Linked DNA regions of Homo sapiens: region 2 is linked to region 1. A link is an interaction called in ENCODE POLR2A ChIA-PET data of the cell type or tissue named here. Cell type or tissue: CD4-positive, alpha-beta T cell. All regions are shown on one strand. Links, peaks and the distances in the headings refer to the core of each region. The heading gives the core; the rest is flanking DNA. Region 1 holds the start of LOC105369728 (a long non-coding RNA gene). Region 2 overlaps CD69 (CD69 molecule).

What was found. Peaks named below come from ENCODE experiments on the same cell type or tissue, not always from the same donor. Only the 100,000 strongest peaks of a DNase experiment are listed, where the experiment ranks them.
Region 2: POLR2A ChIA-PET joins it to region 1 with 14 read pairs; 12 of 35 experiments call an interaction of 5 or more read pairs at or near these places.

What each region holds. Positions count from the first base shown.
Region 1 is chr12:9,645,851-9,651,234 of GRCh38, reverse strand. LOC105369728 (a long non-coding RNA gene) reads left to right here and starts at 3,247. Exons shown (of 2, transcript NR_157802.1): 1 at 3,247-3,394; 2 at 3,859-4,222. It also overlaps the pseudogene LOC374443. RefSeq lists enhancers at 355-534, 2,434-2,613, 2,654-2,723, 3,404-3,453, 3,464-3,533 and silencers at 1,310-1,359, 2,994-3,293. In CD4-positive, alpha-beta T cell, for the core only: no CTCF peak of the experiment used is centred there; DNase peaks (open chromatin) are centred at 324, 2,404 and 3,094; H3K4me3 peaks cover 3,899 bases; H3K27ac peaks cover 4,017 bases.
Region 2 is chr12:9,748,072-9,753,455 of GRCh38, reverse strand. It overlaps CD69 (CD69 molecule), which reads left to right. Exons shown (of 5, transcript NM_001781.2): 5 at 1-970. Among named protein-coding and RNA genes, the nearest start is that of CD69, 10 kb to the left of the region's middle. RefSeq lists a silencer at 1,909-1,988 and an enhancer at 2,449-2,743. In CD4-positive, alpha-beta T cell, for the core only: CTCF peaks have their summits at 1,996, 2,305, 2,507 (motif pointing left) and 4,574 (motif pointing left); DNase peaks (open chromatin) are centred at 1,435, 1,945, 2,535 and 4,585; H3K4me3 peaks cover 462 bases.

The DNA.
Region 1 (5,384 bases), core at 71-5,070:
CTAGCCATCCTATCCCTAGGTATTTAAACAAGGGAAGTGAAAACTTGTGTTTACCCAAAAACCTGTAAGGAATATTTTACACCAGGTTTATTCATTATCACAAAAAACTAGCAACAACTCAAATATGCTTCAGCTGCTGAAGAGGTAAACAACTATTCCTCAGCCCTAATAAAAGAAAAAACTCGATCACACATTCACAATTGTCAATTTCTTACTGTGTGTTAGCTGGCCAAACTTTTGTCAGGTTTTTCTCCTCCCCACAGGCCCTACACGTGTTTGCCCGCAAGTTTGCCTAAATGCCTCAAAGCACAGACTTGCAAAAAACATCCTGCCTTAACCTGACCACAGACCACATTGCACCATTTCCTGCTGAAACGCCTAGACTTTGCCTGCTCTCTCCCACACCACTAACTTTTTTTTTTTTTTTAAGACAGAGTCTCTGTCGCCCACGCTGGAGTGCAGGAGCATGATCTCGGCCCACTGTAAGCTTCCACCTCCCGGGTTCATGCCATTCTCCTGCCTCAGCCTCCCGAGTAGCTGGGACCACAGATGCCCACCACCATGCCCGGCTAATTTTTTGTATTTTGTTTAGTAGAGACGGGGTTTCAGCAGGTTAGCCAGGATGGTCTCAATCTCCTGACCTCGTGATCCACCCGCCTCAGCCTCCCAAATTGCTGGGATTATAGGCATAAGCCACCGCACCTGGCCTAACATATTTTTGAAATCAGTGTTATTCCTATTGCAACAGTCCTTTTGAATAAAGTTTCTCCCTAAGTCCAGACTTGTTTTTCTTTGACAAATGATACATACTATAATACAGATGACTTGAAAATGCATTATTGCTAAGTGAATGAAGTCAGATTCTACATTTACCTACTGCAAGATTCCATCGATGTGACATTCTGGAAAAGCAAAAGTGCAAGATCAGAAAACAGATGAGTGGTTGCCAAGGGCTAGCGGTAGAGGAAGAGACATTCTACAAAGGGACATGAGGGAATTTCGAGTGGGTGGGTATGGCTCTATATCTTGACTTTTATGGTAGTAACATGAGTATATATGTTTACCATAGAAATCTACACCAAAAGAGTGAATTTTACTGAATATAAATTATAATACTTTAAAAGTCCCTGCCAACTTTCGTCCGTTTAATATACATCTACAAGAATAACAGGGAGCTTCAGCTTAAATTCTAGACAGGGGGAAAGATGGGTAAGATTGGATGATCTTAAGCAGTAAATATCGTTTGGATTTTGGCTCATATAAAAATATCAACCTTTATTCTTTCTGGTTCTACACTAACGCAAAATTGTCTTAAAGGTTCAGAATACTAAGACTTCCGTAATTCTTTTTCATTGCTACTAGGGTAATGTGTAACTCTCCCCTTAAAACTTCCCCCAAATCTCCCATTTGCCTCTCTTAATAATCTTCTAAATGTGCCTGCTTTCTCTTCTTCTTTTTTACATCTCTAGCCCCTCCTACTAATACTGAGACAGCCAGGTGGGAAGGGGTCCCTGGAGAAACTCCAATTAGCCTGCCCACTGAGGTGGAGCCTTGGGAAGTTCACAAGGTTTGCAGCAGAGAGAAGCCTGAGCCTGGCCCCAGTTTTTCATTTGTAGAACCTGGGATTCAAACTGTCAGGTGGGAAGCGCTCCGGCGGAAGGACTCTGGCCCTGCAAGAGTACCTGTTTCCCCCTTTTTTTCCCTTTTTCACCCAATAAAACTCTGCTTCACACACCCTTTAAACCATCTGCGAGCCTGAATTTCCGTGGCCGTGGGACAAAGAATCCCATTTTTAGCTGAAATAAGGAAAAGTCCTGCAGCAATATTCCCACATGCATCTTGTTCCACTTCTCTCTTGCTCACTTATTTCTCTTCTACCTTTCTTACAGTGTGTCCTGACTCCCGCAAATTCATACCACTCTTAAGGTACACACTGAACACAATAACTCTTCAGACTTCTAGTTGGAAAAACAACATTAGGAATTATCTCTCAGAAGAACAGAGAAATAAAGCATTATTACTGATCAAATTTTAACTCAGTTTCAGGATCTGAAAAACTTAAATCACAGGATGCATTTTAAAAAACAAGTTTCACAACTGTACCAGGTAACAAATATTTAGTTTCGGTTCTGTAAACATTCTTTAGAATATAACATTTGGCTTAGTTAGTAAGAATATAACTTAGTAGGAATGTAACTTAGCCAAAAGTTACATTTGTAACATCTAAAAAATGTTAGAACGTACTGCTCCGGGACACAAATTTAAGAAGACCGATTTGAGTAATAATAAAACTCCCATCACCTGCAAAGCCGGCTCTGCGTGAATTACTCTTTCTCCATTGTAATCCCCGTCTTGATAAATCGGCTCTATCTAGCAGACAAAGTGAACCCACTGGACGGTTACAACAGTACCATGAATGCTAAGAGCTAGGAGCAACATGTTACAAAAACAGTGGCATCCCTTAAAAACAAGTTTCCCCAAGAAAGGTGGGAGGAAAATAGGGGCTCAGGACAGTTGCAAATAGATGTCTATCTTCCAAATAAAATGCCAAGTCTTCTTGAGGTCACAGCATCCACAAGTTTCCAACTAGGCTGGAAAAACAAGTTGGATCAGAGAGAGGTTGGGGGAGGGCCCGTGGGTGGCCCTGAAGCAGGCCACTAGGACGCCGTTTCCCTCTCTCCGCCCTTCCAAAAGCCCTTAAGCCACAGACAGCCGTGGCCCGTCCAGGGGGCACTCCCCTCTCAGGTCCCCCAAAGTTCTGCAAACTCTGACGACAAAGGCAAGTCAGAGTCCCGTGACATGTGGGGAGGCATCGCACAGATTTTTCTTTTCATGGCCTGGTCAGAGAGAGTGCTCACCCAACCGAGAAGGCCCTGGCGGGGTCACACTGGCTAAATAAAAAGCGCCTTCTTCTGCTTTTTTCGGAGCTCCAGGTGACGGCTCCTCCTTCACTCCAGGGCGGAGCTCTGCAGAAAAGGCGGGGAGGCACGGAGGGAGGTGTACTGGGGCTGCGGGATTCGCGGCTACATGGGCTTCTAGGCTCTCTCGCGCCCACCCTGCCCCGAGCTACGGAGCCCCTTCCGGTCCCGCGGACTCCAAGCCTCAAGTTTCCGCCACACCCTCCAGAGAAGCGTCCCCGCCGCAGCCCCGGGGGGCGGGAGGCGCGAGGCGCGGCTGCGCCCAGCACTGGCCCCACCTCCCACGCGCCCGCGGGAGATTTGCTTGGGGCTGGATCCCCCGCCTACCGTTTCCCCGCAGCCGCCGGCGCTTCTGGCGCTTGTGACCCGAGCAGGAAGCCCAGAGAGAAACCAGAAAGACAGGAAGGGGATTCCTGGACTTCCTTTCCACATCCGGCAGGAACGCGACCCTCCTCCAGCTAGGAGCGCTTGTCCGGGTCTGGTGGACCCCTTACCCTGTGATAAGGACCCAGAGGATGCCCTTGTCCCCGGGATTAGGGGGAACCCAATGGAGGCCTCCACCCGGGGCCGATTCCCACCCTGGGCCACAGGAGCTTTTTAGGCAGTGAAACTATTCTATGTGTAATGGTGGATATGTTATAGGAGGCAGAAACGAATTATTTGGGTAGACAGGGTAAAGCCAGTCCCCGGTAGAAAACTTTGCTTTTAACAAAAAGCAGCTCAAAAATAGCTCCCTTGCTAACCTCATGCAGTTCAAAGAAATCACTTTTCTAACAAGAGGCCTGAAAGAGCAGACAGTAAAACACAGAAAAGACAGCTGGGACACAGAAGGACTGGGGTGGACAGCCGAGAGTCTCCCGGGTAATCACCAAGCTTCACACTTACACGATGGGCCCCAGTAAAACAGTGGGCCTTAATAAGCACATTCCTTTCTCTTTAGGCGCACCAAGATGCCTGCAGCTTCAAGAAGATGTATGGGAACAGACACAGAAACTTTCCCTACCAGATAAGCAGGACAAAGAAACACAGACTAAGAGTTGGCCTGTGTGGTCACGGAGTGGGTTAAGAGATGATAAAAAAATCTGCTCTGTACAGATGGCACACCTGGTCCCAACTAAACCCTGGGGCCCTAGAAAGATAAGACATCCCCTCCTCACAAGCCCCTCCTCAAGAGCCCCCTCCTCAAGAGCCCATTTATAAAAACTCTGACATTCTTAACTACAACTTGGCAATCTTCTCAGGATCCCTCTCTAACAGAGACCTGTTCTTTCCTTTTGCCTATTAAACTCCTGCTCCAAACTCACTCTGTCTGTGTGTGTGTCCGAGACCTCGATCTCCTTGGCCATGAGACTAAGAATCTTGGTATTTACCCCAGACAACGAGGCTGCTGCAGATATATCTCACATGTTTGTCAAACCCACAGAATGTACAACAGAAAGAGGGAACCCTAAACGATGGACTTACTTACAATGTATCAATATTTGTTCATCAAGACAAATTGTACAACACTAATGGGCAATGTTAATAATAAGGGAAATTGTGAGGGAGGAAGAAGTGATAAATCAGAAATCTACACTTGCCACTCAATTTTTCCACAACCCTAAAACTATTCTAAAATAACATGTATTAATTATTTTTAAAAAGCAGATGACTTTTTGTCAGTTATGATTGTTTTTAGCTATGACATAGAAAGCTATAATCATCCTTCAATTTAACTTATAATTTGTTGATATATATATATCATATATATGTATGTGTATATATATATATTATATATGTATACACACACACATACTTTGCACCACAGGATACAGTAAGATTATAATTTTCTTACATGATAATGAAACAACCTCGATCACATTTCAGAAGTAGTGCCTTAATAGTCCTTCCACCTTTTGACTCTCTCTGAGGAAGTATGGAAAAGGAGATATGATGTTAATATCTAAGTTTATTGCTTGTGTAACAAATATTTTGCTATGTATGCATACGGATAATAAAAATAATAAAACTATATAGCCATAACTATCCTAATATAACCCTTATAAAGAAAAGTGTCTATGAAAAATGAGTGAGTTTCAGTGCATCACGGTGGTTTAAATTTTTTTTTCTTCCTTTATTTTTTCAAACTCTAAAAGACAGGCATAAAAGGATCTGATTGCAGGGCCTTAAATTTGACTAGGTTTCTTAAATGTGTCATCACAGTAAATGAAATGTAAGCCCATGTCTATTATATATGAAAAAAAGTTAATACATAAGCACAAGACTGTTAATTTCTGGAATTGCATTCAGAATTCTCCTGTCCTCAGAAGAAAGGAAATGTTCTGCCTCATGCATTATTGTCCTTTGTATATAAAGGACAATAAATAAAGGTTATGTAAATAAGTACACAGCCAGGATTCTTTTAGGACACACACATAGAATGTAAGTTATTTGGCTTTTGAATAAAATGATTACTTGCAAAGTCTG
Region 2 (5,384 bases), core at 197-5,196, 100 kb before region 1:
TATTATAGAATGGAACTCAAGGAAATCTGTGTCAGTGGATGCTGCTCTGTGGTCCGAAGTCTTCCATAGAGACTTTGTGAAAAAAAATTTTATAGTGTCTTGGGAATTTTCTTCCAAACAGAACTATGGAAAAAAAGGAAGAAATTCCAGGAAAATCTGCACTGTGGGCTTTTATTGCCATGAGCTAGAAGCATCACAGGTTGACCAATAACCATGCCCAAGAATGAGAAGAATGACTATGCAACCTTTGGATGCACTTTATATTATTTTGAATCCAGAAATAATGAAATAACTAGGCGTGGACTTACTATTTATTGCTGAATGACTACCAACAGTGAGAGCCCTTCATGCATTTGCACTATTGGAAGGAGTTAGATGTTGGTACTAGATACTGAATGTAAACAAAGGAATTATGGCTGGTAACATAGGTTTTTAGTCTAATTGAATCCCTTAAACTCAGGGAGCATTTATAAATGGACAAATGCTTATGAAACTAAGATTTGTAATATTTCTCTCTTTTTAGAGAAATTTGCCAATTTACTTTGTTATTTTTCCCCAAAAAGAATGGGATGATCATGTATTTATTTTTTTACTTCCTCAGCTGTAGACAGGTCCTTTTCGATGGTACATATTTCTTTGCCTTTATAATCTTTTATACAGTGTCTTACAGAGAAAAGACATAAGCAAAGACTATGAGGAATATTTGCAAGACATAGAATAGTGTTGGAAAATGTGCAATATGTGATGTGGCAAATCTCTATTAGGAAATATTCTGTAATCTTCAGACCTAGAATAATACTAGTCTTATAATAGGTTTGTGACTTTCCTAAATCAATTCTATTACGTGCAATACTTCAATACTTCATTTAAAATATTTTTATGTGCAATAAAATGTATTTGTTTGTATTTTGTGTTCAGTACAATTATAAGCTGTTTTTATATATGTGAAATAAAAGTAGAATAAACACAATGGTTTCCAAGAAAGTTCATTCCTTCAAAATACATTAAAAAGTATATACTATATGAGAAAGCAGAAAACAGTTACTATAACTTAGGAAAAAATCCCATGTAGAGTAAAACCCTTAGTTTTATAATAGCTTATACATATCAAATTGTTTTCATATGCTTATATGCTAAAGGGTGTATGTATCCATATCCATTTTTCTGTATATAGCAGATGCTCTGTAATAATTACTCCTCATAGTCAATGCTCTGAAAGTATCTTGTTCAATTCTGAGGTGCTACATACACTTTAGTTATTTATGTAAAATAATTCAATATATAGAAAAGAGGCATAATCTTCATGGGATATTTCAATCAGCAAAAAACTCAATGATGTAGTTTGGATGTGTGTCCCTGCCCAAATCTCATGTCGCATTGTAATCCCCTTTGTTGGAGGTGGGGCCTGGTGGGAGGTGATTACATCATGGGAGCGAATCTCTCATGAATGGTTTAGCATCATCCTCTTGATGGTCTCCTTGCACCTGAGTGAGTTCTCAGGAGATCTGGTCTTTTCAAAGTGTGCAGCACTTTCTCTCTCTCTCTCTCTCTTTCTCTCTCTCTTTCCTGCTTTCTCCATGTGACATGCCTGCTCCCACTCCACTTCACCTTCCAACATACATAAAAGCTCCCTAAGCTTCCGCGGAAGCTGAGCAGTGTCAGCATTATGCTTGTAAAAACTGCAGAACCGTAAGCCAATTAAGCCTTTTTTCTTTATAAATTACCCAGTCTCAGATATTTTTATAGCAATGCAAGAATAGCCTAATACATTTGATTACCTTCAAAATTGTTTTATAAATGTAATTTGCAATATTCTTCTCTGCTTGTTGGAAATGTATGATGTGTATGGTATCTCTAAACTATTGGCAAACGGCAAACAGAAATGTGGATTTCAGACACTGCTTAGTGAAAAATAATGACCTCTGTGCTCCTGAGTTCCCACAGCTGTGGGAAAAAAGAAACAAGCAGCCTCCTAGCGGTAATATTCTATCATTACCAACAATCTACTCCCGAGTCATCTTAGAAAACAATGTCTTGCGATTAATATTTTAGTTATAACATATTTTTATGTGCATAAATCTAATCAAATTATGAAAATTGAGAGCAAGCTTAAAAATATTTCTATATTAGTATGACACAATTTTTAAGTCATTGAATACTGACTGTATCACCTAACAATTCAATGAATTTTATCATTTTTACAAATAATTTTATTGAATCCCTATAATTATGTGAAATGAGCAGCTGATGTATTTCCCTTTCCAGAGGAAGAAGTTGAAATTATGTTGAAAAAGCGACGCAAAACACGGATAACAGAGTTATTTTTTACACATAATTTGAAGTCATTTTATTCATAAGGACAACTGTTTTCTTTAAATAGATAAAAAATATACAATTCTTAAAGGGAATAATGTTATTATTTAAAGTATGACTCTACTTGCAAGTGACCAATGACAAATATAAAAAATGGGTTTGTCTCAAGAACCCCTCCTGCCCCCGGCTAAGTCCCCTGTTACAAAAGTTGCAGTGCCATCTAGTGGTTATACGAGATTACTGCACTTCTGTTTTAAGGATCCTACAAAACATCTATGTGGAGCGTGGAGCTGCTGAGACCCAAAGCACGGGGGCCAGACCGCCCGAGTTTCATCTCTGCCACGCGCGGGCTGACTAGCTATTTTATCAGAACTCGTTCAAAATTCAGCTAAAATTAGTTAGATGTTAAATTAGTTAGTACATGAAAACAAACTTAAAACATTATCTGGCTCCCTAGTACACCATAGGCATGTATTAAATACTCATGATGATTATTAGAACTAGAAACACTATGTCTTCAAACTTCCAGTATTGGCATAAAGCCGCGTTTCTACACGACATGTCTATTTCTACGTAATATATCTTATTTGTATTTGTTTTTGGAAAGCCTTTTAAAAATTTCATTTCACAAGTTATAAGTAAGCACCTACTACTATGGTGGACACCAGAGTTAAAATACTCAGCAAATTCCGCATGGCAACTGGCCTTGTGGAATTCGTGGTCTATTTGTAAAACAAACAACAAGATGAATTGACATGGTGTGATGAATGTTATAATAGGAAAAACGTAGGGTGCTATGGAAGCATATTAAAGATATACTCCTGTATTCAAACCTTTAGCTAATTATCAAAATTTTAACTCTGTAGGCTACATTCATCTTGGATAGTTACATAAATATGTGTAAAATAAAACTATCAGTTATCCGTGTTTTGCGTTGCTTTTTCAACATAATTTCAATTTCTTCCTCTGGAAAGGGGAATACATCAGCTGCACATTTCACATAATTGTAGGGATTGGATAAAACTTTTTAAAAAGGCTAAAATGCCATTGAACTGTTAGGTGCTATAGTCAGTATTCAACTACTTAAAAATTGTATGATACTAATATAGAAATGATATTTTTAAGCTTGCTGTCAATTTTCATAATTTGATTAGATTTTGCACATGAAAATGTATTATAACTGAAATTAAAATGTAAATGATTTTTCAGGGAAAAATATTGGGAAATATATGACCAGAACGACTGCTGGTGATGGTGTAAACTGGTTTCCTTTACCCTTTGGAAAGCAGCTTGACAATACTTACTGGGGAGGGAGGGAGATTTTAAAGAAATAATCTTGGATGTGCAAGACATAACCACAAAAATGTTTATCAAAGGGATATTTCTAGTAGTGAAAAATCAGAAGCTACCTAATTGTCCAAAACCAAAGATTTAGTTAAATAAATATAATGCTCCTACATGATGAAATGCTATCCCAACATTAAAAAATAATGAAGAACATTTATGTATATGAAAGAATACTCAAACTATTATTGCTGCTAGTTTAAAATAATATATACAATAGGATTATTTCCTGTTCAATATTAAATATACAAAACATGTTTTATATTTCTATATGCTGACAGAAAGTAAAACTACTAAAGTAAACACAGTGGTTTTCCCTGAGGAGGAGGAATATAGGAAGTATTTATTTTCTTTATGTTTTTCTATAATTTTGGATCTCTTTCTTTCTTTCCTTTCTTTTTCTTTTCTCTTTTTTCTTTCTTTCTTTCTTCTTTTTTTCCTTTTTTTTTTTTTTCCGAGTCTCACTCTGTCGCCCAGGCTGGAATGCTGTGGCTCGATCTCCGCTCACTGCAGCTTCTGCCTCCCGGGTTCAAGCAATTCTCCTGCCTCAGCGTCCCGGGTAGCTGGGATTACAGGCGCGCACCACCACGCCCGGCTAATTTTTGTATTTTTAGTAGAGACGGGGTTTCACCATGTTGGCCAAGCTGGTCTCGAACGCCTGACGTCAAGTGATCCGCCGGCTTCAGACTCTCAAAGTGCCGGGATTACCCGCGTGAGCCACCGCGCCCGGCCAATTTTGAATTTTCCTATAATGAAATTATTTTATTCTTAAGAAAAAGTGTTTTCTTTAAATAGATACAAATATATAATTCTTAAAGGGAATAGTTTTATTATTTAAAGCATGACTCTACTGTCTGGTGACCAATTACAAATACGAAAAATGAGTTTATTTCAAGAACCCCTCCTGCCTGTCTTAAAGATCTCTGTTGCAAAAGCTGCAGTGCCATCTAGTGACTGTATGAGATTACTGCACTTCTGTGTTAAGTCATTGTCAAAGGACATTAAAAAATAATTTCTTGCTGGCTATAATTAACAATAATATATTGCACATTTCAAAATCGCGAAGCAAATAAATTTCAAATGTTCTCACAATGAAAAATTATAAGTATTTGATGGTGATTGATATGGTAATTAGCTTGACTGAATCATTCCACATTGTGTACAAATAACACTACATTATACCCCACAAATAGATACAATTATAATTTGTCAATTTACAATAAATTTTTAAAATATATCTTGGTTATTTTTTACACTCAAGTGGCTTGTGTGTGTGTGGATGATGATTCTTGGTTTCTTTTGTGGAAAGATGTGGCAGTCACCACTCTCTCAACACTACATTTTGTATTTTTTCTAGTTATAAAGGAAATGGCATAATCTAGAAAAGTAAAACTTAACCTTTGATAATGCTGCACCCCATTCATATTTCTCAATATTTGTAATGCCAAATTTAAAATGTAATTAAAATAATGCATGTAAAAGTGTTTCGTCTATGCTAAAGAACTACATTACCATAAGTTGACTTGCTTCCAAATTTCTAGGTTCTGAGACCTGAAGTTCACATTATTTTCTCCTTATTTTACATATACTTACCAATAACTTGAAACCAACAAACAAAAATCTGCACATTATAAACTTAAAATTACAGATTTCTAGTTTTCAAAAGACATCATGGACAGAATGACAAGTCGTCACAGAGTGGAAGACATTCTAACACGTATAATTGA